Regions from separate parts of the Mus musculus genome. Here regions 2 and 3 are each linked to region 1. A link is a loop called in an ENCODE intact Hi-C map of the cell type or tissue named here. Cell type or tissue: left cerebral cortex. All regions are shown on one strand.

What was found. A loop is a pair of places that touch in the nucleus more often than their neighbours do. Peaks named below come from ENCODE experiments on the same cell type or tissue, not always from the same donor. Only the 100,000 strongest peaks of a DNase experiment are listed, where the experiment ranks them.
Region 2: a loop joins it to region 1, with 2.4 times the contacts of the local background. A loop is called at or near these places in 13 of 42 quality-filtered maps.
Region 3: a loop joins it to region 1, with 2.0 times the contacts of the local background. A loop is called at or near these places in 14 of 42 quality-filtered maps.

Annotation. Positions count from the first base shown.
Region 1 is chr9:60,518,239-60,526,238 of GRCm38, reverse strand. Gm51679 (a long non-coding RNA gene) reads right to left here and starts at 6,417. Exons shown (of 2, transcript XR_003948172.1): 1 at 5,063-6,417; 2 at 1-157. It overlaps 9230112J17Rik (RIKEN cDNA 9230112J17 gene), which reads left to right. Exons shown (of 4, transcript NR_040464.1): 4 at 275-2,272. It also overlaps a transcript of Thsd4 not described here. In left cerebral cortex, a CTCF peak has its summit at 4,105 (motif pointing right); a DNase peak (open chromatin) is centred at 4,224; H3K4me3 peaks cover 604 bases.
Region 2 is chr9:60,240,585-60,248,584 of GRCm38, reverse strand. All of the region lies in intron 7 of Thsd4 (thrombospondin, type I, domain containing 4), which reads left to right. Among named protein-coding and RNA genes, the nearest start is that of 2010001M07Rik, 90 kb to the left of the region's middle. In left cerebral cortex, CTCF peaks have their summits at 3,479 (motif pointing left) and 4,896 (motif pointing left); a DNase peak (open chromatin) is centred at 3,467.
Region 3 is chr9:60,279,260-60,287,259 of GRCm38, reverse strand. The region is part of intron 6 of Thsd4 (thrombospondin, type I, domain containing 4); the gene reads left to right. Among named protein-coding and RNA genes, the nearest start is that of 2010001M07Rik, 51 kb to the left of the region's middle. In left cerebral cortex, a CTCF peak has its summit at 3,510 (motif pointing left); a DNase peak (open chromatin) is centred at 3,585.

The DNA.
Region 1 (8,000 bases):
CCGGACAGTCCATCTAAATATGTTGACCCCGTGACCTCAGAGACTGTGGCTGCAGACAAATTAGTCTCTGGACTGTTGTGTAGTCTTGTTACAGGTCAAGTTGCAGCCAGCCATAGGAAAGGACACAGGCTCAGTGTGCAGGTTAGAGTCCAGACCCCTGGAAGAGGAAGGAGAAGAAGCGAGTTAAGGAGACAAGCAGGAATGTTCATCCTGAAATACTTAGGTCCACTTTACAGATGGTTTATTTTTAACCGCACCTTTTTATTTATACTAGGGAAACACATACGATAGAGCGTGCTGAAGTCAGTTCTCACCTTCCACCACGTGGGGTCCTGGGGACCAAACTCAGGTCATCAGGCGTGGTGGTAAGCGTCTTCACCTGATGACCCATCTTGCTGGCCCCCAAGAAACGGGTTAAAACAATACTGTTTCCTAGCACTCGAAGAGACTTTATTGTTGATTTTATGGTTCCTGGCAGTCATCCAGGTTGGGTTTCCCTCCCTTCATTAAACCCCTCTCACACACACAATGGTGTGTCTCCTAGGTGATTCTAAATTCTGTCAAGTTGGCAGGATCAACCTTTGCGCCATCTCTCCCTGTCACTCATTTGCTGAGCACAAGCCTGCTTTGACTTTACCGTGGATCCAAATTTCCAAGCAAGAAGAGGAAGAGAACTTTATAAGAATGGTGATGGATTCTCATGACTCAACAGGAGGCTGAACTGAGGGGTTTGGATCCATGTCTGTTTTCTTTCTGCCTTCAAATGCTAGCAGCTAACATACTGGCTTCCCTTCCTGCTGGGACACAGCCCCTGAAGTACCTTGCTGTGTTCAGAGCTTGGGCGTCTGGCTTCAAGAAACTGTCTACTGGTTAAAAGACCTATAGCCAAATGACTCTGGGCTATGCTGTCACTGTCTCCCCTCTGGCAGTCTCAGGGCTCCTTGATGAGGGGAGGAGCCAGAACCCCATGCTGTTTTCCTTCCCTGGGGACACACTGAGCTCTGCCTCACTGAGCTCTGCCTCCTGCTCCATCCAGGAATTCTGAGACCCCAGCACAGCACTCTTGACCTTTTCAGGAGCCCTCCCTCACCCCTTGTGATCACTGTCCTGTGAGCCTGGGGGTGCATGAGCAAACACAGTGCTGTGTAGCTCTCTGAAGAGGGCAGGTTCAGGAGATGGCAACCCCCATAGGGTGACTACATTGTTTCCATTGCATCCTGAGCAACATGGTTGCATAATTATTTTGGCAAATTATTTTGGGAAAACCGGTATATCCAGAGGCTCTCCTCCATGTACAGAGCTGACACACTACAGATAGATTATGGTTGGTTTTTGTTTGTTTGTTTGTTTTTGTTATTTACTATTTTAGGGGCCACCTCTAGGCCCAACGGGCCAATTGGTTGTAGCCACATAGTAGAGGCTTTAATGGAACATGGAAAGGGGCCTTCAATCAGAGAGTTTCAACCAAGAGCACCAAGAGCATGGGCTGTTTTCAGAAGTGGTAAGAATCCTACGTCCTAGGCACTGGAGAGATGGCTCAGCCGTTAAGAGCACTGACTGCTCTTCCAGAGGCCTTCAGTTCAATTCCCAGCAACCACATGACAGTTCACAGCCATCTGTAACAGGATCTGATATCCCCTTCTGGTACCTCTGAATGCAGGGACAGTGTACATAGATACATAGATACATAGATACATAATATATATATATATATATATATATACATAGATACATAGATACATAGATACATTATATATATATATATATATATATATCTCCTATGTCCTTAGCTTGTGAAAGTGGTATGTTATATATAGATGACACTGGCACTTCAGGCAGACACTAGAGTTAAGTGACTGCAGCTGGCCTGTGACTGTCATCAGAAACACCTGCCCTCTTTACCCAGTCTTTGGGTTAGAGTTAGTAGCTTATTTCATACATGGGACAAAATCCTCCCCATCTGACTCATATGTATATAAACATACACACAAACATACATATATAAACATATATATATATATATATATACACACACAAACATATATACATACATATATAGACACACACAAACATTCATACATATATAAACATACACACACATGCATACATAGATACATATATAAACAAATATATAAACATACATATGTGCATACATCCATGAGTTAATAACAAGATGTGGAACAGGACTGCCAGTAAATAGTGGGAAATAGGAAACCTCCCCCTCTAGCATAAAGAAGTGCTCTTATATAAACAATTCATCTTATAATGACTGGAGTTTGTTTTAAAGATTTATTTTTATTTATGTGTATGCCTGTGTGAGTGACTGCCGTGTGTGTGTGTGTGTGTGTGTGTGTGTGTGTGTGTGTGTGAGAGAGAGAGAGAGAGAGAGAGAGCGCTCACAGAGGCCAGAAGGGGGTGTCAAGTACCCTGGAGCTGGAGTTCCAGGTAACGTGGGTGCTGGAAAATGAGCTCTGGCCTCTGGAAGAGCAGCAAGGGCTTGTAACTGCTGAGCCATCTCTCCAACATTAGCTTTAAGTCCAGCATTTCTTCAAAAGTAAAACAATAAAGAAGACCTTGCCCTTTCCTTGTGCTCTGTCCCTGCCTCATTCTGTTACTAAGTCCACTCTGTCCTTTAAGAATTCTTGATTTCTAGTGGTGCTGGGGATAGAGCCAGGACCTCATTCATGCCAGGCAGGCACTCTGCCCTACACTACACCCCAAGCCCTGTTTATGCTCTTTGTTTGGAGATAGGATCTCCCTAAATTACCCACATTGGATTTGAACTTTCAATGCCCCTTCCTTAGCCTCCTAGTACCTGGGATTATAGGCCTGTACTCCCAGCCTCAACTATGTTGTCTGAAACATAGTTTCCTGTAGCTCAGGCCAGCTGCAAACTGGATATGAAGCTAAGGATGACCTAGACCCCTGATCCTCCTGCCTCCTCTAAGAAGTGTTGGGATTACAGGTGTGAAGCCATCTCCTGGCTATTGGTTTCAAATGGATGAAATGAGTTAGTGTGCAAGATCTCTTTGATTCACTGGATCTGGATGTGAGACACCCTGGAGTTGTCTAACCACACACGCCCAGGTGCCTCTCATCAAAAGTTGTTTGTTTTGAACCAGATGGACTCCGTCAGCCCCAGCTGGATCCAGGTGCCAGGCTCTCAAAATCCACTCTCCCTCTTTGGCCTCATCCCTGTGTTTCCCAGCTCTCTTTGTTATTGTTTTAATGGTGGGGTATCTTTCCTGTCTCTCTTTTTTTTTTTTCCTGCTCCCACAAAGCACACCACACCCACCCCTGATGTGGCCTGGCCCTGAAGTAGGACTGCGTTCTGCCACCACCCACATTAGCACAAGGGTACACCTGCCCTTTTCCAACAGCCCCTGCAGGCAGGCTTTTGAGGCAGCCATAAACAAACAGGCTCATTCACTTCAAGGGAGAGAGACTCCTGTCTGTGCCTAGAGGCCTCTTCAATTGTTTAAGGTCAACCTGCTCTCGATTGAGAAAAGGGGGAGGGGGAGATTTTCCTTCTCTTGCTTGCTTCTCTCAGCTCTAGTACACATGGGCTGAGTTGAAACATTTTAGCATCGTTTGGACTCAAGAACCTGGGAGTGCGACCAGCTCTATGGCTTGATGGCTCTGCAGGCAAATGCACTTGCTTGCAGCCAAGTCCGAGAACCTTAGATCAGGCAGGTGTGCTGAGTTGTCCTGGTGCTTAGGGAGTTTTTGTCTTAGGGATGCCCAGGAAGCTAGAAAGGAAAGCTTCACTGTAAACTAGCCTCAACCCCGTGGTTGCAACCGGAATGGCTGTTTTTCAATGCTCAAGGATGTCCTTGTCTCTCTGGGGCAGCAGTCCTTCAAAGGCTCCCACCAACTGCTGGCTAAGATGAAGGCAGCCTCTGACTGCCTTCAGACTCTGGTCTCCATTGCCTTCTTCTTTGACCTCCCATTGACGGCCCTGGGCAGCCCGGGCCCCCTCTAAGTTCCATGATCACCACTCTCCTGCCCTCTAGCCTCTGTCCGGACAGTCTTTCCTTCTGCTGCCTCTCCTGGTGGATGTCCCTTCACCAGGTTCCCAGGGGTCCCTGGGGTAGTTGGGTGGGCCAGGGCCGACTCTCCCCTTGGCGGCCGCCAGGGGGCGGCAGGGGCGGCTGGAGGTGACAGCGGGAGGCCGCGCGGGAGGGCAGGGCGCGCGGACCGCGCTCTCGACCCGCAGACACCGCGCCTGAGCCGTGCGCTGGGCACTCGCTGGCCGCCCGCGCACCCGACACACCGGGGCGCAGCGGGAGCCCGTGCGGGGCGGGCGGCCGTCCATGCGGCGGCGCTCGGGAAGCACGCGGGGCTGAGGAGTCGGCCGCTTCGGACTAGCCCAGGTGAGCAGATCGCGCAGCCCGGCCGGCCGCAGTCCGGAGCCCGGGGCAGCCCCGCAGACTGGCGCGCGTGGGTACGTCGGGGCCGGCGGCAGCTCGGGACGTCGTACCTGCTTCTTTCTTCCCTTTCTCTTTACTCTTCTGCTTCCTCTTTCTTTCACACTTCCCCTTCCTTTTCTCTTTCCCATCCTCTCCTATTTCCTCTTTCCTTTTTCTTCCTTTCTTTTTCCCCTTTCCTCTTCCTCTTCTTTTTCCTTTCCCCTACCTTTCTCTTTCTTTTCTCTTTCCTGGAGGCCTGCTCTGCCTTTATTCTCCATCCTTGACCCTCAACTTTAGGGCCTGGCCCCCTGGGGTTGGGGGAAGCAGCCACTGGCCCTCCTGAGGTATGCGCAGCAGCTCAGAGCTGAACTGGTGAGTTGCACCTATAGCACTTGTAGTCCCCACCCCAGCCTTTCTCCCTTTCTTAGCCTGGGATTGTTGATGGAGTGTCAGCACCTCTGGAGCCCCAGCCCCTGGCCTCCATCATTCTGGCTTCTTGGAAAGCCTCTGATCCCCAGGTCAGGTTAATCATTGCAATCCAGCGTCAGTGATCCCCTAATTGGACCTGTTGCTGCTTCTGTACGTCAAATGTAGCTCATATACCCGTGGCCCTGAATGCGACTGAACAGTTAGCTTTTGATCAATTTGCTCACCTTGAAGTGGGAGAGATCTGGAAGTGGAGTTTCAGTTTTCTTAGAAATAGCTTCAGCTGTGTCTTGGGAAGAGGATTTCGAGGTACCCACTTAGCACGTGGAATTATGGGTCTAGTGAGATCTTAAGCAGTCCTGAAGCTTTCTGTGCTGTTAAAAAAGTGCATCCCTTGCCAGATAGTGGCTCACCCTTTTGCAGGCAGTAGGTGAATTAAATAAAGTCTTGGATCTGTGGCGCTGAAGCCCGTTAGACTTTGGAGTAAGTAAAATAGCCAGAACTCAAGGAATTTTCAAGTCCAACTTCCTTTGCATCTGAGACATCTGGGCATCAGCTAAGATCTCCCACCTTTTAGAGCCACTGTGTTGTCTTGGACATCACTGATGTTTCTGACCTGGTAGAGACTGAAGGGATGCAGTTGCTGGCCCTGAGAGAATCTTGATTGGGTCTCTGTGTACAAAGGTGCAAACAGTTTTCAAATGTGATTTAGACGTAGCCCTACTCAATTCCTATAGATTTTTGTTGGCACCATAGCTGAATTCCTTTGAAAAGCACAGTTCTGCCCTGGAAATTAATGTGAGGAAGCAGATGAGAGTCCCGGGACTTTCCTATAAACCTCCGCAGGGCCGAAGCAGGGAATCCCCAAAGGTCCAGCCTGCAAAATGGTTTTGGGTGGCGAGAATGCATGGAGCCCCTACTGACACAAGTGAGTGTATCGGCCTCAGGGAGGGGGAAGATGCGCTTGCATGATCTCCATGCCTAGCTCAGGGCGGGGTACCAGACTGTCTTTCCCTCACTCTTCGGAGCTAGGAAGTCTCTCTAGCCAGGTGTGAAGTAAGGAAAACCAGAGAGTTTTGGAGGAAGATCAGGGCTTGAAGTTTTTGTTTTGCCTAGTGATCTTGTCTGTTACCCACAGAGTCTTAGTATGGTTCTTTTCCTCTCCCCAGGACTTCACTTTTATCCCAATTGGCTGTTGGTGTCCATGTTCAAGCCCCTCACCCCCAGCACCCGTATCCCATTCCCCACATGCAGAGCTCATTTATCACAATGCCCCTTCCGCATTCTTTCATGATATCTCCAATTATTTTCCTGCCCCTACCTTAAACCATGTCCAAATTACAGTAACAATCTCCCTCCTGACTCGCAGCCATGGGTGGCTCTCTTCATTTTAAATCCATCTTCTTTCATGCTGACAGATTAATATTCCTGAAATTCTGACTTCACCACATCATTCCCTGCAAGGAATCACAATGGCTCTCCAGTATTCACTTCCATTTAATTTGTCTTCAGCAAATATTTCTGAGCATCTGTTGTGTGCCAGCGACTATTACTGCGTGCTGGGGGCTTATATGGAGCAAGACTGGCTGGATCACTGGCCTCCAGGGGCTGCGAGGAGAGTAGCTAATAAATGACCACCCAGGGAGAAAGAAGGGAAGTAAAGGAGACAAACAATGAGGGGGGATGGGGGAGAGAGAGAGAGAGAGAGAGAGAGAGAGAGAGAGAGAATATCCATGTGCAGACACAGATGAGGGAGAAATTGATTTGTGTGCACATAATAGCTTTGAAGACCTCAGCTGCAGGCTGCCTTTTGAACTAGGAATGATACTTTTATGACAGATGCAGGGTCTACTGCAAATACCACATCCTTCCTCCTCCCCCTCACCTTCTGTACGCAAGTGTGCATGTGCCACATGGGTACAGAGGCCATAGGATGCCTATCTGAGTCTCAGGGGGATGCCTGTGTTTGCCTGCCCAAGCACATGACTGGCTTTGTTTGTTTGTTTGTTTGTTTGTTTTAGCAGAGGCCTTCATTTGGACCTTAGGGAGCAAGTAGTGGGGAATTGGAATTGTGATCTTAGAAGAGCCCCCCTTTTTTTTCTTAAAGGGGCCTTTGGACGAAGTGTTTGAAAGCAAAACGCTTCCTTCTCGCCCTACCTGAAAGCGTCTGAGCCCAGCCTTCTGCCCATGCTCTCAACAAGTATTAAGAAGCTCGGAATACCGTGGTTTGAAAATTCCTAAGCTGCTGGGGGTGTGACAGGAGCTGGAAGATTACAAGTAGGCTTGGCCAGGCTAGCCACAGCGACTCTCCTTCCCTAGACTGGTGGCTGACAGCTTCTCATTTAATAGCTGTCATATTTGCCCATCTTTACAAGTAACGATGGCTGAAGGCTGGTGGGAGGTTGAGGCCCCGTAGGCAAAGCCTTGGCACATAGTAGGTGCTCAATATCACTTCCTATCTCTCCCGTCTACCCTGACTGATCAGTGCTTGCCAGAAGTGGGTACTCACTAAACACTCCAGAAGAAACCTGCATATAATCTCAGCCCTGTCAGGTGCAGAGTTTTGTCTGAAGGACTCAGCCCTGCACTCCAGCCCAGCCGCTAAACACACAGCTGTCCTATGTAACCATCCAGCCAGCCAGTATCCTCTATTCTTTCGGTTCCTGCCCAGTGTCCCCGGGTCCTCTAAAGTGCACAAGCACTGGGTAGGCAGTGAGTTTGTCCCCCCCCCCCAACCCCCTAGTGTTTAGTCGTCTTGGGAGAGTAGCCACTTTTAACTTATTTCTCTCTTTCCCTAATCTTTCAGAGATGGGAAGCTTTAAGGATAGCTTAGGTGGAAGCCAGGCGGTTTTCTCCCTCTTTTGGGTGTGGTCCATGGAGTCCCTAGCCAGGCTTGAGCCTCTGTGTCTTGTCCCCGGAAGGGTGGCACTGGACAGCTCACAAGCACCCTCCCAGGCCCCTTGGCAGGCTGCCCGAGGCCTGGCCAGCAGGGAAGACAGAGGTAATGAGTGATTAATGGGCCCCTCATCTAATCTCCTGCCAGGGGAAATGAAGGACCAGTCATGGGCTGGGAGCTGGTCTTGACCTGCTCCAGGTGGGCTTGGAATGTGCCCAGCTCAGGATGGGGATTAAGGCTTGAAAGACAAGAGGAAATGAGATGTTAAC
Region 2 (8,000 bases), 280 kb after region 1:
AAAGCCAGTTGAGTGGCAAAAGGATTACAAAGTTGGATACGTTCTTGGCAGTTACCAGGGTCCTGAAAGCACGAACAATTGTGGAAAGTCACATTAAGTGGTGTGTCACAGGGAGGTGTCTAAGGAGGACGGGTCCAGGTAACGAGTGGAGACAGTGCTGTTAACCTCCGCTGTGGGATGGGGAGACCTGGCTCCCATGAGGTGCTCAGGGGCTGGCAGATGTAGAGGTACCTGGTTTGTGCTTGCCCTGCTCTCTGCCCACAGTTAATCTGGTCTCTTGATGGGGCCATCCTTAGCTAAAGAAGCGTCTCCGTCTTCCTGGACATGTGCTGGCTTTAGCAATGGAAACCTCCACTAAGCCATTGTCTAGACCCCGGCAGACTCCCCTGGAAACAGGATGACAGAATGAGTCCAGAATAGAATTTGAGGTCATCCAGGGTATCCAATAGCAAAACAGGTCTGTGGGTAAGACTGGGGACAGGATGTCCAGAGCTTCCAGTGTGATCCTGTTGTCTCCTCCTGGGGGAGGGGGGGGGGGAGAGAGAGAGAGAGAGAGAGAGAGAGAGAGAGAGAGAGAGAGAGAGAGAGAGAGAGATTGATTGATTGATTGATTTTGATTGATTGATTCAGGGCCCTTTCCATAGGATTCTGAAGAGATGAGGTGCTCTTTCTGAATTGGCCTGATAAAGTCTCAGAAGCAACATAAGAGTGTGTGCATATATGGGACTGGAGGGATGGCTCAGCAGTTAAGAACTCATGCCTGCCTGCCTGCCTGCCTGCCTGCCTGCCTGCCTGCCTGCCTGCCTGCCTTCCTTCCTTCCAGAGTTCTGTACCCAGTGTACATGTTATATGAACCATCACTGCCTATAGCTCCATCTCTAGGATCTAAGCCCTCCTTCTAGTCTCTGTACACACTCACACTCATGACACATGAATGTACATAACACACACACACACACAAAATCTTTTTAAAAAGGATATGTACATGTACATTTGCAATTTCAATGGCTGGCACATTGCTCCTGAGAGTGATTGACAGGGCTTCTACTCCCACCACCAACGAATGAGGCCATTTTTCATATCTCATTAGATTTTTGCCAGTCTGATGAATGAGAAATGGTGCCTCAGGTCAACCTTGTTTCTGTCTCACCTTGACTGGGATAGTGACTCTTCACACCTTCAGGACCACTCGGAGCCTGAACTCACGTGGAGTGTGAGGCATAAGGAGCAGTTGCTGATTGGCAGGTCTCCTTAAATGTGTGCCCCAGACTCCTGACCTGCCTTGGTCCAGCCGTCATGGACCCTCCTGATGAGGCACAACCATTTACATTCCTCTACATGATCTGTCTTCTTGCAGCCTCTGCACATTCACCTATCAGCTGTTGGTCATTTTCTTCAGCAGTAGAATGTTTCATATGACAGACATTTTTAAAATGTGATTTGCAAGAATGTTTTTAGAGGGCGGGGCCAGGTAGCCTTTTGAGCTGGGCCTTCACTGGTGGGGGTTTCTTTGGTGCAGAAGTTTAAAATGTTGTGAGTGGTGCATTGATCAGGGTTTTTTTTTATGATTAAGAATTTTATATCATAGGGCTTTTACACTGTGATGTTATACAGAATTCTCAAGCTGGGTATGGTTATGTGACCTTCTAATTCTAGCACTTAGGAGGCTGAGGCAGGAGGATCAGGGGGTTGAAGCCAGCAGAGATATGTAGTGAATACCTCCCTCCTGTGTTTCTAATAGTAACACATGGTTCTATGCATTTATGCTCTTATATTTTATATTAATCCACTTGGAATTTGTCCTACGTGTCTTGTGAGGTGTAGATTTTAGTTACTGTTTTGCGTGTGGTGCCTCAGTTACATTTTTTCTGTTGTTGATGGTCTTTGGGACTTTGTTACTGTAGGTGCATAGTAGGACCTTCTGTGCTACTCTGTAGAGTATTTCCTTATTCACATTCCCATCTATATGTTTTGAAAGACAAGTAAAACACACAGGCATTTTAGGGTCAGGAAAGACAGCCTGTTCTTCCCTGTTAGCAAGTATGCTCTCACAGACTTCTAGTGCAATCTCTCTTCTCTCTGTCTCTTGTCTCTGTGTCTCTGTCTCTCTGTCTCTCTGTCTCTTGTCTCTGTGTTTCTGTCTCTGTCTTTACATCTTTGTCTTTCTGTCTCTCTGTGTGTTTGCCTGGATCTGTTTCTCCCTCCCCTCCCTCCCCTCCCTCATTCCCTCCTTCTCTCTCTCTAACCGAGGCTGGTGCCAAATTTGAACTGCTCCTGCCTCAGCCTCCCGACTGCCTAGAATACAGGTAGGTATACCAGCCTGGCTATAAACTTTTTAATTTATGTTGTATTTTTACTTGATTTTGAAAAATGAATTTCCCAAGGCTTTTAGGGTAGCAATTTTCCAGATGGCAAAATGAGATAGGCTAGATCAAAGGTCAGTGGACAGTTGCAGCTAAGCATACATAAATAATCCTGTGTCTACCTGGTTTTAGAACAAGCTAGATTGTGGTGGGGGAAACCACTGCGCCTTTGGACAACATGGATCTCAGAGTCATTTACTGTCTTTCAGGAAGCAGGTAGTGTCTATCTTCTTATGTCGTATTTTATCTCATATGGGTTGTATTGTTTTTATTTTATGTGTATGGGTGTTTTGCCTACATATACATCTGTACCATGTACATACCTGTACCATGTACATGCCTGATACCTTGGGAACCAGAAGGGAGTCTTGGATCCCTGGGACTCCTTGTGAGGTGCTCTGTGGCTGCTGGGAACGAAACCTGGGCCCTCTGGAAGAATGATAGAAACTCATAACTGCTGAGTCCCCTCTGCAGCCCCAGGATCATAGCAGTTTGTCTGCAGTATCTATCTGTCTTCTGAAGAATCAGAAATCGCTTTCTCCCCTCTACTTTCCTCCTACTTCCTGGGGAGATGTGTGTCAGACTAGCTGGCCAGTGAGTCACATGGATCCAACCAATGTTTCCACCTTACCAGAACTGGAATTACATGCACGTGCCATCATACCTGGCTTTTTGGAAAAGCCTGGTTTCTGAAGGCCAGACTTGGGTCCCCATGCTTGCAAAGCGAGGACTTTACCACCTGAGCTCAGTCCCCAGCCTAAAGCATACCCACCCTCTAGTGCTCCCGGTCAGTTTCTAGAAAGTTCACGTGTGTATGATGTGAACTTTCAAATGCAATATAAAATATCACACAGTGTCTGCTGGGTTAGTGGTACTTGTTTGTGAGGAAATGCTTTATAAAAATAGACATTTGGTCCCCACCCCCGCCCCAGACTGCACCTGGGATCCTGTAATGTTTCAGCAGTGGCCTGAGTCTTAATGTGCGTTTCAGTCTTTGTAGATAGATCATGTCACACGTCAGCTGAGACTTTGGGAGCTTAAAGGCAGGACATGTTTTACAGGGTTCACGCATGATGTTTTCTAGAATTGGTTGGCAGCGACATCTAGTGGTCAGAGGCAAAAGTGCACATCCTTTAGAGCTGCCCAGAAGGAAACTATCATAAAGTACTGTTTTCATTGAGAGATGGCAATAGACTAAATAGAGCAAATGAAATAAATGGAACTAGATTTCTGTGGTTAAGAACTGGGTGAACTTCTAACTAGAAGAGAAAATTCTCCTTATGACAACACCAACTATGCTGAGCCGGGGGATGGTGGTAATGATGGCTGCAGTTGTAGTGACAGAAGGCAAGTGATGGTGTAAGAATGTGTCTAGGTTCATCTGTGGGGTTAGCAATAACTGGTGGCTAGGCATGGATGTTTTCCTGGGTACCATGACTAGATTCTGGGATCAGAGAGCCTCAGGAACCACCTTATGACATACAGAGAAATACAGGATGTGTGAGTCTCGGACAAAGGGAGCCAGTTGCTGCTACGGTCCTAGAGTAGGGAAGGCTGCTGGCTGGCTGCAGAGGAGGAGAGGCAGAGCAGGGGTTGGGGGAGTTGGCCTTGAACAGCCTAGGGGAGAGTGGACCACTTGTCCTGAACAGACACAATTGACATTCAGTAGGGATAATTCACACTGCCCTGCCCAGGTTTAACTGCTCTGAGCCTCATTTCTCACTCACGTAAAGTGGGGTTGGTAACGTAGCAGCCCTGCAAGGTTGTGAAGATTAAACCAGAAGCTGCACATAGATCCTTGTCTCATCTGGCCTTGTTACTCTCTGAAGGACGGAGTTGAGAAGAAGACGAAGAACGGGACCCAGGGAGCAGCTCCCTCTAACTGTGTTATCTTCCACACAGGCAGAAACTTTCCGGGAGCTTTGCAGGGAGGCTGGCTGGCACGGCTACTCTGCGTCTCTGGCTCCAGCCCCATTAGTCTCCCACGATCCCTTCAGATCTTTCACACACCTGAGCACCCTGAGAAGCCGTGATCAGGTTGAAGGCAGAACATTGATCTTAAGAACGTAAGAACTGTTGTTAGAATTGATCATTCTGCGGAGATTGTTAATACGCAGAGATCATTGATACACAGAGAATACAGGGGTGGAGGCAGAGAGGCCGATATTTACCCAGCCTGGGCCAACTGTCCCTACACACGTTCTTTAGGTTTGAAGTCTTTCAAAGTACAAAGTTGGACAGGGGAAAGTGGAAGGTTTGCCATTTTCCTTCCTGCCTAAAGTGTGTCTTTAGTGGAGGGAGGTTGGGCTGGAGCCCTGAAGCCTGTCCTGTGTTCTTCCCCTTTCTTGTCTGACTTCTCTGGGTTTCCTAAGTACTGTTCAGAACCAGAACATGATGAGCTGTCCAAGCTCTTGACCCAGCTTGCCCTCCAGCTCCCAAGCAGGAAAACAGAACGAAACAACAGTGCTGTAAAGCAAAACACCTAGCTCACGCCCCAGTATGGTCACTGTTGGGCCCCCTGCTGGCAGTTTTCAGAACTGCGCCAGCCTGACTTTTGTTTGTTGTTTGTTTGGTTTTTTTTGTTTGTTTGTTTTCATTTTAAAGGGTCATTAATAAGCTGTGCTCTTCTTTGGGAAAGCATTTTTGAAATGTATGTTCAAAGCCATCCTCTGCCCCATTCCCTCTAAGGAAGCAGGCGCCACTTAACCAGCGCGCTGTGTTGGGTTCAAGCAAAATGGGGTTGCAACATGTTTCAAAGGTGTGCAACAGATGTTCTCTGAGGGCTTGCTTATTTGTTTATTTGGAAGAAAGAAGGTCTGAGGCAAAAGCTGGAAGGAAAGATAGGAACACCCTGTCAACTTAAAACCTGACAATCCCATAATCACCTAAGCTCAAAGCTTTTATCTCCAGCCGATACAGAAAGAAAGAAAAGAAAAAACACTAAGAGGTCTGGGGATGCAGCTCACTTATAGAATGCTTGCCCGGAATCAGGAGGCATTCCCAGAACTGCATGGTACTGGGCATAGCAGCAGACACCTGTAAACCCAGCACTACAAGGTGGAGCCAGTCGGATCTGGAATTCAAAGATGTCCTCAGCTACATGAGTTCAAGGCCAACCTGGGCTACATGAATAAGACCCTGTCTCAAAAAAAAAAAAAAAGGTCCTAAGAAATAGAGGGAATGCCCTCTCCAGTGTGGGATGTCTTCGCTTTCCAAAGCAGCGTTAGTACCCTGTAAGTGCATGGTGAGTAGCCAGGCAGGGCAGAGTGGTGGCACCAATGGGTCAGGGCTGTGGGTGGCTGACTGACAAGCTAGATAGGCTGGTGCACAGGTGGGGATGTTTAAATTAAACACAAGCTTGGACAGGATCACCCCTATGTTATGGATTTGGCCTAATGCTGCTTGTGTTGTATAATTTGGTCCCCAAAATTGCCTGGGACTCTTAAAGACCCACCTCTGTCTTCACGTAGAAGTTAGGCCCAGCCATTGAGCTATTTAAGGCATATTAGAATATAAAGGCTGCTTGTATGCATGGGTGTCTTTCATTCAGGAACCCAGAACATTGGGGTGGGTATCTAGGAGTGCCACCACCACCACCACAGGGGTCGATTTGAGTAGGGTTAATTGGGATCTGCAACACCCCAATATCCCTCTGCTTCTAAGATCCTGTAAGTACGAAGTTCTGAAGAATTCAAAGGAAAACTTGAAAATCCAGAACGGGACCATAGCAAAAGAATCCATGTGTCCTCTGCAATGGGACTTCTCACCTGGGCTCCAAACTCTACAATACACTTCTGCACACTGGCTCGGAGCGCCTCCTCGGCCTCTGCCACCAAAGCCTAGTTCCTTATATTTACTTCTCACCTTGAACCTGCTCTTCAGTTTCTGATCTTGACAAGAGGCCTCCTTCCCCTTCCTATTTCTTCTGGAGACAAGCTCTCACTAGGTAGCCCAGGCTGGCCTTGAACTCCTGATCCTCTAGCTTCTACTTCTGGAGTGTCAGGTAATAGGTGTGCACCACCGTGCCTCCTTATACCTGCCATTCGCTATTGCTCTTTTAAATTCACATGTCTGCTTCCCCGTGGATGCCCAGAAACACGTTAGCCCTAGAAGCAAGCTTGTCCTATTCATCTTTGATCCTCCACTGTCCCCACAGTGAGTCAGCACACAGTCTTTACACAGAAGACAGGTTTGACTGACACAAGGCTGCCTTGGGAAGCAGCAGGACTTACCTAGCTAGCCTCATACAACCTGTTCATTTCTTACCAGGTGTACCCGGATATCCCTACAACCATCCAGCACAGGTGTGTCACCTCTATGTGTGTCCAGAGACCACATTTTGATGCCATCAACTCCATTGGCAGGTGGTTTTCTGTGGTTTTAGATGATCCTCCTGGTCAGTCCTAAATAGCAGGTGCAAGTGAACAACGGGGTACCCAAGTCTATAGGTACATTGTCTTGGCTGAAGGCGCTTGCAGGATAACATAGGAGTCAAAGCTTACCCCTGAGGGGCCTGGACTCCCAGTATTTTCTTTGTACATCAAAGCATTAACGACGGGATATATTTTCCCTTGCTTCATAACATGCCCACACCTTACCCTCATAGCAACAGCATGCAGAATAGCTCCACCCAGCTGTCCAATGGGAACCTGAAGCCTTGGGGTAGTCAACACTGAGCTTACTCCTTTCATTACCCACACACTCCCCAGAAGACAATAGGCCATCAGCAATGCTTCTCTCCCTTCCCCTCTCCCCTCCCCCTCTCTCTCCCCCCTTCCCCTTCCCCTCCCCCCTTCCCCTTCCCCTCCCTGTTTATCTGTCTTCATGAACACCACCAGTCAGCCAGGCCTGATATATGAACGTCGGCCTAGATTCTTCCTTCCATCATCCCCTGGAACACAGTGATGAGGCCCCAAGGGAACATATTCCTTAGCAACTTTGTGCCCCCTCTTTAAGTCTTCATCACCACTGTGTAGAGAATCAGGTGACTTGCCTGGGCCTTCCTGTCTCCTAGGTTGCTCTTTCTTATACACACTTGCCAGTGCTGTCTTCTGAAATGCAAGTCTAAACATGTCTCTAGAAGTTTCTCCATGGTCTTCAGGTGTCCCTCTGTTGCACTGACTGGGTCATTCTGTCCCAGTGAGCTGTCATCACATTCACGGCATAGGGCTCCTAGCTTTTAAGACAGGTCATCTTCCTCTGCATCTCTCTGTTCTTCCATGTCGGTTTCTGCTTCCATCTAGATCAGCTGTTCTCAACCTGTGGATTGCAACCCATTTGGGGGGTCAAGGGATTCTTCCATAGGTCACCCAAGACCACCAGAAAAGAGATGTTTACCTGGGGAGTCATAACAGTAGCAAAATTACAGTTACAAAGTAGCAATGCAAATATCTTTATAGTTGGAGGTCATGAGGAACTGTGTTAAGGGTCACAGTGTTAGGAGGGCTGAGAACCACTGTGCTGGAGGGCCTTGATAGGTCTGGCTGCAGGTACAGAAAATCCCACCCAAGGGCTTGAACACCAAGATTTGTGAACCTTCCCCAGTCCTGGCATCTGCTGGTTCCAGAGTAGATAAAAGCAAGTTACCGTATCACAGAGGATAAACTTGGCCTTCACCTGTCCATTCCACTGCTGTTG
Region 3 (8,000 bases), 240 kb after region 1:
GAAGTCATTAGATATGCACTCACTGACAAGTGGATATTAGCCCAGAAACATAGAACACCCAAGATACAATTTGCAAAACACAAGAAAATCAAGAAGAAGGAAGACCAGTGGGTGGATACTTCATTCTTCCTTAGAATAGGGAACAAAATACCCATAAAAGGAGTTACAAAGACAAAGTTTGGAGCTAAGATGAAAGGATGGACTATCCAGGGAATGTTCAATAATTGTAACTCACCATACTGTAAGTGGGGAGTATGCTAAGACACACCTTGGCACCTCCTGGCCAACAGAAATCCCATTAGAGGGTCAGGGAACTGGCTGCGTTGATAAAGTGCTTGCCGTGTTATTGTGAGGACCTGAGTATGCTCTCCAGCACCTGCGTGGAAAGGCACTTGTGCTAGCGAGACAGAGATGGGCAGACCCCTGGGCTCCCTGACCAGCAAGTCTATACTAGTAGATGAGCTCCAAGAAAGAATCATACTTCAGAACAATCATTGAAACAAACGAGGGAGGTCTCTGGGCCGGAGAGATCCTCCAAAGTTAAGAGCACATGCCGCTCTTCAGAGGCCCAGAATGAAGTTCTCAGTACCCACCAGGGTGATTCATAACCACCAATAACTCCAGCTTCAGGGGCTTTCCCTTCTGCTCTCCCTAGGCTCCTGCACTCATGCCACTATGCAAATATACATATGTTTTTAGAAACAGTGAATGACACCTGAGGAGAGATCCCCAGGGTTGACCTCTGGCCTCTGCATACCTGTGTGTCCCCAGAGGTCCATCCCTCTCAGTGGTATGGCCATCAGCCAAAGCCAAAGGTCTCAGTGCTGGGATTTAGGCAATGTGATGCAACCTTGATGTGAGCAGGTGTTGTGATTATGAAAAGATAAAGAGTATAGAAATATGTTCTATGGAGGTGTGGTGAGGTGTGGGAGAAGGGGTGCCTCAGCAGGCCCAAACAGAGGCATCCCTTCCGCCTGAGAGACCAGCTACACAATGGCATAGTATAGAATAGAGTTTATTCAGGGCATGGAGAGGGGAGTTAAGAAAATAATAGAGGCAGAGAAAGGCAGAGAAGGGGAGAGTAGAGAAGTAGAGGCCGGCCATGGCCACGTGGAGGGGGTAGGGGAAGGAATGGGGAGAGACAGGGAGCAAGGGGACAAGAGAAAAAGGAGGGAGGCAGGAGTAAGAGAGACAAGAGAGAGAGAAAAGAGGGGGCAAGCAGCCCCTTTTATAGTGGGCCAGGCCTACTTGGCTGTTGTCAGGTAACTGTGGGGAGGAGCATACCTGGCTGTTGCCAGGTAACTGTGGGGGTGGAGTCCAGACAGAATACCAACAGCAGGGGCTGCAGAGCCTCTGGAAAGCAGGGGAGCTGATGGAAGTTACCTGCCAGAGCAGATCTTCAATTTGACCAAACCCTCCCTGTTCTGGTAATAGCTCCCTAAAGGACATTTCTCCATAAGGAGGCCCAGAAGTGAGAGGGAGAGCTACAGAGTTGTCCCTAGATAAGTGACCAGAGTGCACACATTGGAGAGTATGTTTCCTCTTTGGCCCCCTTTGAACCACTTTTTTTTTTAGAAAGTTAAATGAGACAAATCAAAGCAAAAGATTATGATCAACAAACTGAAGACAGGGTGTCAGATCTGAGAGTAATGTTCCTTGCATCCATCTACCTTATTAAACCCAGAGTTTCCTGGTCTTTAATGTGTTATCCTCCTTCCTGTCTCTTGCTAAAAGAAGGCTACGGTTCATAGTGTACAAGTTTGAAAATGTGTGTGTGAATGAGTATGTGTGTGAGTGTGAATCTGTGGTCCCTGGGGAAAGGGACTTGTAAAGAGGAGGTGACATCACCATTCTGTGAATGGAGTCGAGTAGAGTAGAGTAGGGACAGAATACAATAGATGGGAAAGAAAGAAAATCAGGGAAAGGAAGGAATGACTGGAGTAGTCCCGGCTGATTGGCAGCAGAAATAAAACGAATGTGTCTTGAGATTTTATTTAGCTAATGAGGGCCCTGTGTGGTATCAGAGCTGGTTCAGAGAGCAGAAGCAGTAAGTGCCCTGAAGAATGGCAAGGAATTTGCTACCTCTATAAGCTGGCTCCCTGGGGAGCAGAGAGGCTCAGAGTTGCCTCTCTACTGACAGGACTCATTTACATTACTACCAGTGTCTACAGTTTATAGAGCTGTAAAAGTAGCTTAGCCAAAAACAGTGAGAGGCACAGACCTATAAACGCTGATGATCCAGAAAGGGCTTTTTAAACAATGCCTTATTATTCCTTGGGAACTATACTCATTCTCTCCCACCCCCTTTTAAGCTGTCTACAGATAAACCTTTCAGACATAGTAGTCAATGCTTCCATTTTCCTCTGCACTACAGAGGATGTGAAATGGAGGCACAAGTTTATCAGATTGGTTTGATGAAAATGATGGCCAGCTTTGGCAGGTTCTGTGCATGCGGAGACCAAAGGCTAATGTCAAACATCTTCCTCATTGCTTGCCATCTAATGTTTTGAGGCAGGCTCTCACTGTGTAGCCGTACCTGGATCTCATGATATATAGCCTTGGATGGCCTGGAGATTGCTATATACCTGCCTTTCTCTGAGTGCTGGGATTAAAGGCATACACTACCACATGCAGCCTTTAGTTTCCTTTCTGTTGCTGTGGCAAAATACTGACCAAAAGCACTTCGTGAGGGAAAAAAATTTATTGGGCATACACTCCCAGATCATAGTCCACCACTGAGGGAAGTGAGAACAGGAGCTCCAGGAACTATGGAGGGAGGCTGCTTGCTCACAGATTCATGCTTATGTAGCTTTCTTATACAGTCCAGGACCCCTTGCCTAGGGAATGATGCCACCCATAGTGGGTTGGACCCTCCTGTATCAATTAACACCAAGGCAATCAACCACAGACAGATCTGATGGTAGTATATACTTTTATTCCCAGCACTCAGGAGGCAGAGGCAGGCAGATCTCTGTGAGATCTTTGTGAGTCTTTTAGTTCAGGAGCAAAGTTGCTTCCTGGCTTACATCTCCTAGCTTGCTCAGCTCCCTGTTTTATACCATCTGCCCAGGGTCACTGCCCCCAGGGGGCTGGGTCCTCCTCTATCAACTGGCAATGAAGAAAATGCCCAACAGACCTGCATTCAGTCAGCCGGATGGAGACATATTCTCAATTGAGCTTCCTCTTTTGAGATGACTCGAGCTTGTGTCCACTTGACAAAAAAACCCAACCAGGACACTGCTAAACTTTGTGTGCATATTGTTATTCAATAAATTCTGTCATTGTGTGAGGTGTGAACATGTTCATCAAAATTTTAGGCACATTGTACTTACAACATGTTAAGTTCTGTGACCCATCCTAAGAACCACTGAGCTGCTTTCCTCTGTTGGCTCTTGCACTACCCGTGCCCAGGACACCTTCTTCTCCTCTCCTTCCACTAGATAATCTTAAGAATTAGACCTAGCACTCACTGTCCCATTAACTGTAAGGAAACCCAACTAAGCCCCCTAGTGGTTTTCCCAGGGTCCCTTTCCACGTCCTTCAGGGAAAAGGACCCACCTCTTTGCTTTAGCAGAGAAATGCCAGCAAATCTCCCACCAAGAAAATTCCTTTTCAAGCTCCTCCTGGCTCATGGCTCTCCAGCACCCCCTTTCCCACAGTGAGCTGGGGACTTAGAGAGTCCAGGGCTGAGTTGTGGCGCATCACCTTTGCAATTCCTACCTCTTCAGAATGCAGCTCCTCCTGCTGCAGTGTCTTAACTGAACAAGAACGGCCTCGTTTTAGCACCTTGCTTCTTAGGCATGGTCTCCATGCCGTTGCCACAGTGGCTGAGCAGTAATTCTGTGCCAAGCCCTCTTTTATCTTTGTGGCAGCCTCTTTTTAGGGACAAGAAAAATTAAGAGATTAAAGGATTGACCTGAGAACCCCCTCTAAGTAGTGCCTAGTTTCAGTCTTGATCAAAATGTTATTTTTTTAAAATGCCTGTAACTTACAAACCAGTGAATTAAAAACACATTATTTTTAATACCCTATGCCTAAGTTCTTGTCCTTCTGTTTTATGAGAAATGCTGTGGAAGCGAGTCCTAACTTTCATGACATGGTAAGCTCTCTGCTAATACAAGGGCAGGCTTAGTAACTGGGCATTCTAAAAGAATGGGTTTGCTTTCTTCTTTGTTGGGTGTGAAGTTCTGAGGCTTTCTCTGAACTTGGCCTTTCATGGTTTCTCATTCAGAGGGATCACAAATGGTGTTTTAGAGCCACTTATGACCCCCAAATAGCAAAATATCATCATAGCCTATTGACATGCCGAAACTCTGCTTCTAAAAAGTGTCTGCTGGGAGCTGGAGAGATGGACTAGCAGTTAGGAGCACTTGTTCTCTTGAAAAGGACCCAGGTTCGATTCCCAGCACCCACATGGCACCTAATAACCATCTCTACCTCCAGTTCTATAGGATCTAAAAACTTACTTCTGACTTCCACAGGTACCATGCACATACACGCACATACATATTATACATATATACATGAAGATAAAACATTCATCAATCCAATAAAATACAATTTTTAAAATTTTAATACATTAATAAAATATTTATTCAGTGTGTGTGTGTTGAGCATGTGTATGTGTGTGTGTGTGTACACATGGAGGCCTCAAGAGACCCATCACGTGTCATTTTCTGTCACCCTCTACCAATTCCTATGAAAATAAGCTCTCTCCATGAACTTGGGGTTCCCGTTTTCCCAATTGCACTGGAAGTCAGCAAGCCCCAACAGTCTCCTGTCTCTGCCCCCTCATTGCTGGGGTTACAGGCATGGGCAAGATGCCTAGCTTGCCCTATAGGATCTCTATTATGGGTGCTAGGGTCAAAATCTCAGTCCTCACGACTGTACAACAAGTGCTTTTAACTACAAACCATCTCTCCATCCCCTCAACTTTATTTTTAAAAAGCATGTGTGTGTGTGTGTGTTACATATATATATCTCCATATGTGTGGTATGTGTGCTGTGGAGGGGAGGGGGCAGAAGTCAACCTCAAGTGAGTTGTTCATCTTGTTTTCTAACACAGAATCTCTAACTAGACCCTAGGGCTCACTAATTAGGTTAGGCTGGCTGGCTAGTGAACCCCAGGGATATGTCTGCCTGCCTCCTCAGAGCTGGGGTTGTAAATGTACAAATCACCCTTAGCTTTCCAGAGGGCACTAGGGATCCCACACAGCCCCTCCTGCTAGCACAGCAAACACTTCCCACGGAGCTCTCCCCCAGCCTTCTAACTACATGGTACTACTGCGCCCCCTCTGAAGGGCAGGAGCTCTTCCTCCTGCTTCTGAAACAGCTTTGGATGATGAACCAGGATCCTTGAGTTCTCAGCCCAGTGCTGTGTAGGACTTAACTCCGGGGAAATTGCCCTTCTGTGACTATGGAATCTAGGCAGATGTTCTTAAAGTCCACTCTCTTCACAAAAATCTGTGACTGTGTGGTGGGTCTCTGACTTTTTTTTTCCTGAGGGTCATAGGCAGTTCATGGAAGAGGGTGTTGCCACCAAGAGGGAGGGTTTTTTTGGGGGGGATAAAGCATTATGCACACACAAATGTTGCACCCTTGGTCCCTGGGAATTAAAGTCATGATTTTACAAAATGCCGACTGCTGGTCGGCAATCAGTTGTGAGGTCACTGGAATAACCGTTCCTCGAGATGTTTTATGAACACTGGAAGGAATTCCGTTCCAAGCTAGGTCAGAGGGTAGATTGGAATATGCAGAATGCTGCCTTGTGTTTTGTTCTGTAGAACAGCTGTGCGGGGAGCGGAGTGATGCACGGCCATCCCCAGGGGGATGCAGACACGTGTTTCTGTGCTTGGCGCCTCTCCCCTGATGCCCTGGCCTGTGAAGTGAATGAGCTCTCAAACGGGGGATGCAGTGGGAAGCATAATTCTTGTAGAACACTAACTTTCCATGGTTTTTGTCTTCATAGTTAAGCAATCCTATCTTAGAGGGAGGCCAGATGAATAAGAGTGGCAGGGGGGGGGGGGACACTGGTGGGTACTGGTTACTTATTAATCCTCCAAACATGAGACAGGAGCTAACCACATTCTGTGTGCCAAGGAATGGGCACAGTAACAGAGGACCATAGATACTCAGCTCAGCTTCCAATTAAGAAAGTGTTCTCTAGGCTAGGGAGATAGCTCGCTCAGTCTGCGGAACCTGAGTTCAATCCCTAGGCATGGGGGTACACATTTGTAGCCCTGGGACTGAGGAGGCAGATATAGATAAGCCACTGAGGTTCATTGGCGAGCCAGCCTAGCCCAGCCCAGTGAGGTCCAGATCAGTCAGAGACTGGGACTCAAAAACAACAACAAAACAAAAACAACAACAAACAAACAAAAACCCCAACAACAAGAAGATAGATATCACCTAAGAAACAGCAACCAAGCTCGTTCTCCAGATACATGGATATACACGGGGACTTGTAAAGCATGTGGACACACCACACACACACACACACACACACACACACACACACACACACACACACGGTAGAGGAGCAACAGAGACACAGAAAGAGAGAGATACACGCATATACAAAGATGGTTCTGGGGGCAGGGTCTTGTCTGCCAGTTCAGCTATCAGAAAAGCTTCCATTATCTCAGGGGAGTCCAGGGCATCCCAGCAACTTCCTGAGAGTTGTGCTAGATTGCAGCCTGAGAATGAACAACGCCAGGATACACACTGAGTTCTAGAAAAGATGATACTTGTAGGGATGAGGTCAGCTTACTCACTTGGTCTACAAAGGACAACCAAGGCTACACAGAGAAACCATGTCTCAAAAAACCAAAAAAAAAAGAAAGGAAGGAAGGAAGGAAGGAAGGAAGGAAGGAAGGAAGGAAGAAAGAAAGAAAGAAAGAAAGAAAGAAAGAAAGAAAGAAAGAAAGAAAGAAAGAAAGAAAGAAAGAAAGAAAGGAAAGAAAGACAGGCGATGAGGGTGAACGCCCAATCTCTGTTTATAACCGTGCAAAACAATTCTCAGAGACAAGTCATTAGTCAAGCAAGAGACCACTCACAGATGGTGGCTTGGGCTGCAAGTGGACGTGAAGAGGGGGATGGTGGATCGTTAGTCATCATCTGCAGATAGGCTGCTGGGATCCTATCCTGCCCGAGGGCTGATGTCAGGTGTGCTATAGGGGCTTAATGTTGTATGTCTTGCAGTACCTAGGGAAAGTCACAGGAAGTGTCAAAAGTGACAAAGAGGATCTTACCCAAACCTTCACACTTCTCTTCTTTCCAGCCCTGGTCCCTAAAGCCCAAACAACTGTGGACTGTTGCAATTGCATGCCCTCCATCAGGGATTAAACATTACCTACTGGGGCCAGCAAGATGGCTGGGTGGGTTAAGCTCCTTTGCCATACAAACCAAGCCACCCGAGTCTGGTCCCTGGAATCCACATAAAGGTGTGATAAGAGAGCTGACTTCACAGACTTATCTCTGACCACCACATGCCCACCATGCATGCATCGTGCACATGCGCACAAAGATAAGAAAATTAAAACTGCCTGCCAGGACCCAAGCATCCCAAGGAGTGTCTGTGAAGAGAGATTACAGGCAATCTTTTCATCTAGGTAGGTTAGTCAGTTTTCAGATGGGGAGGCGAGATAGAGTAGCGCATGCAGGCACGAACACACACAAAAGGCAAACAGCACAAGGCAGGAAGTACATTCCTCCACATCTCCCTGCTTCCTTTCTCCTGTGTCTTCAGGTCACAGCCGATGTGCCATCCTCTGGGCAGCCTTCTCTGACCTCCCCACTTTTTTTTTTTTTTTTTTTTTTTTTTGCCTTTTCGAGACAGGGTTTCTCTGTATAGCCCTGGCTGTCTGGGAACTCACTCTGTAGACCAGGCTGGCCTCGAATTCAGAAATCCACCTGCCTCTGCCTCCCGAGTGCTGGGATTAAAGGTGTGTGCCACCAAGCCCGGCTGACCTCCCCAGACTTGATTAGCTGTTTCTGACTCT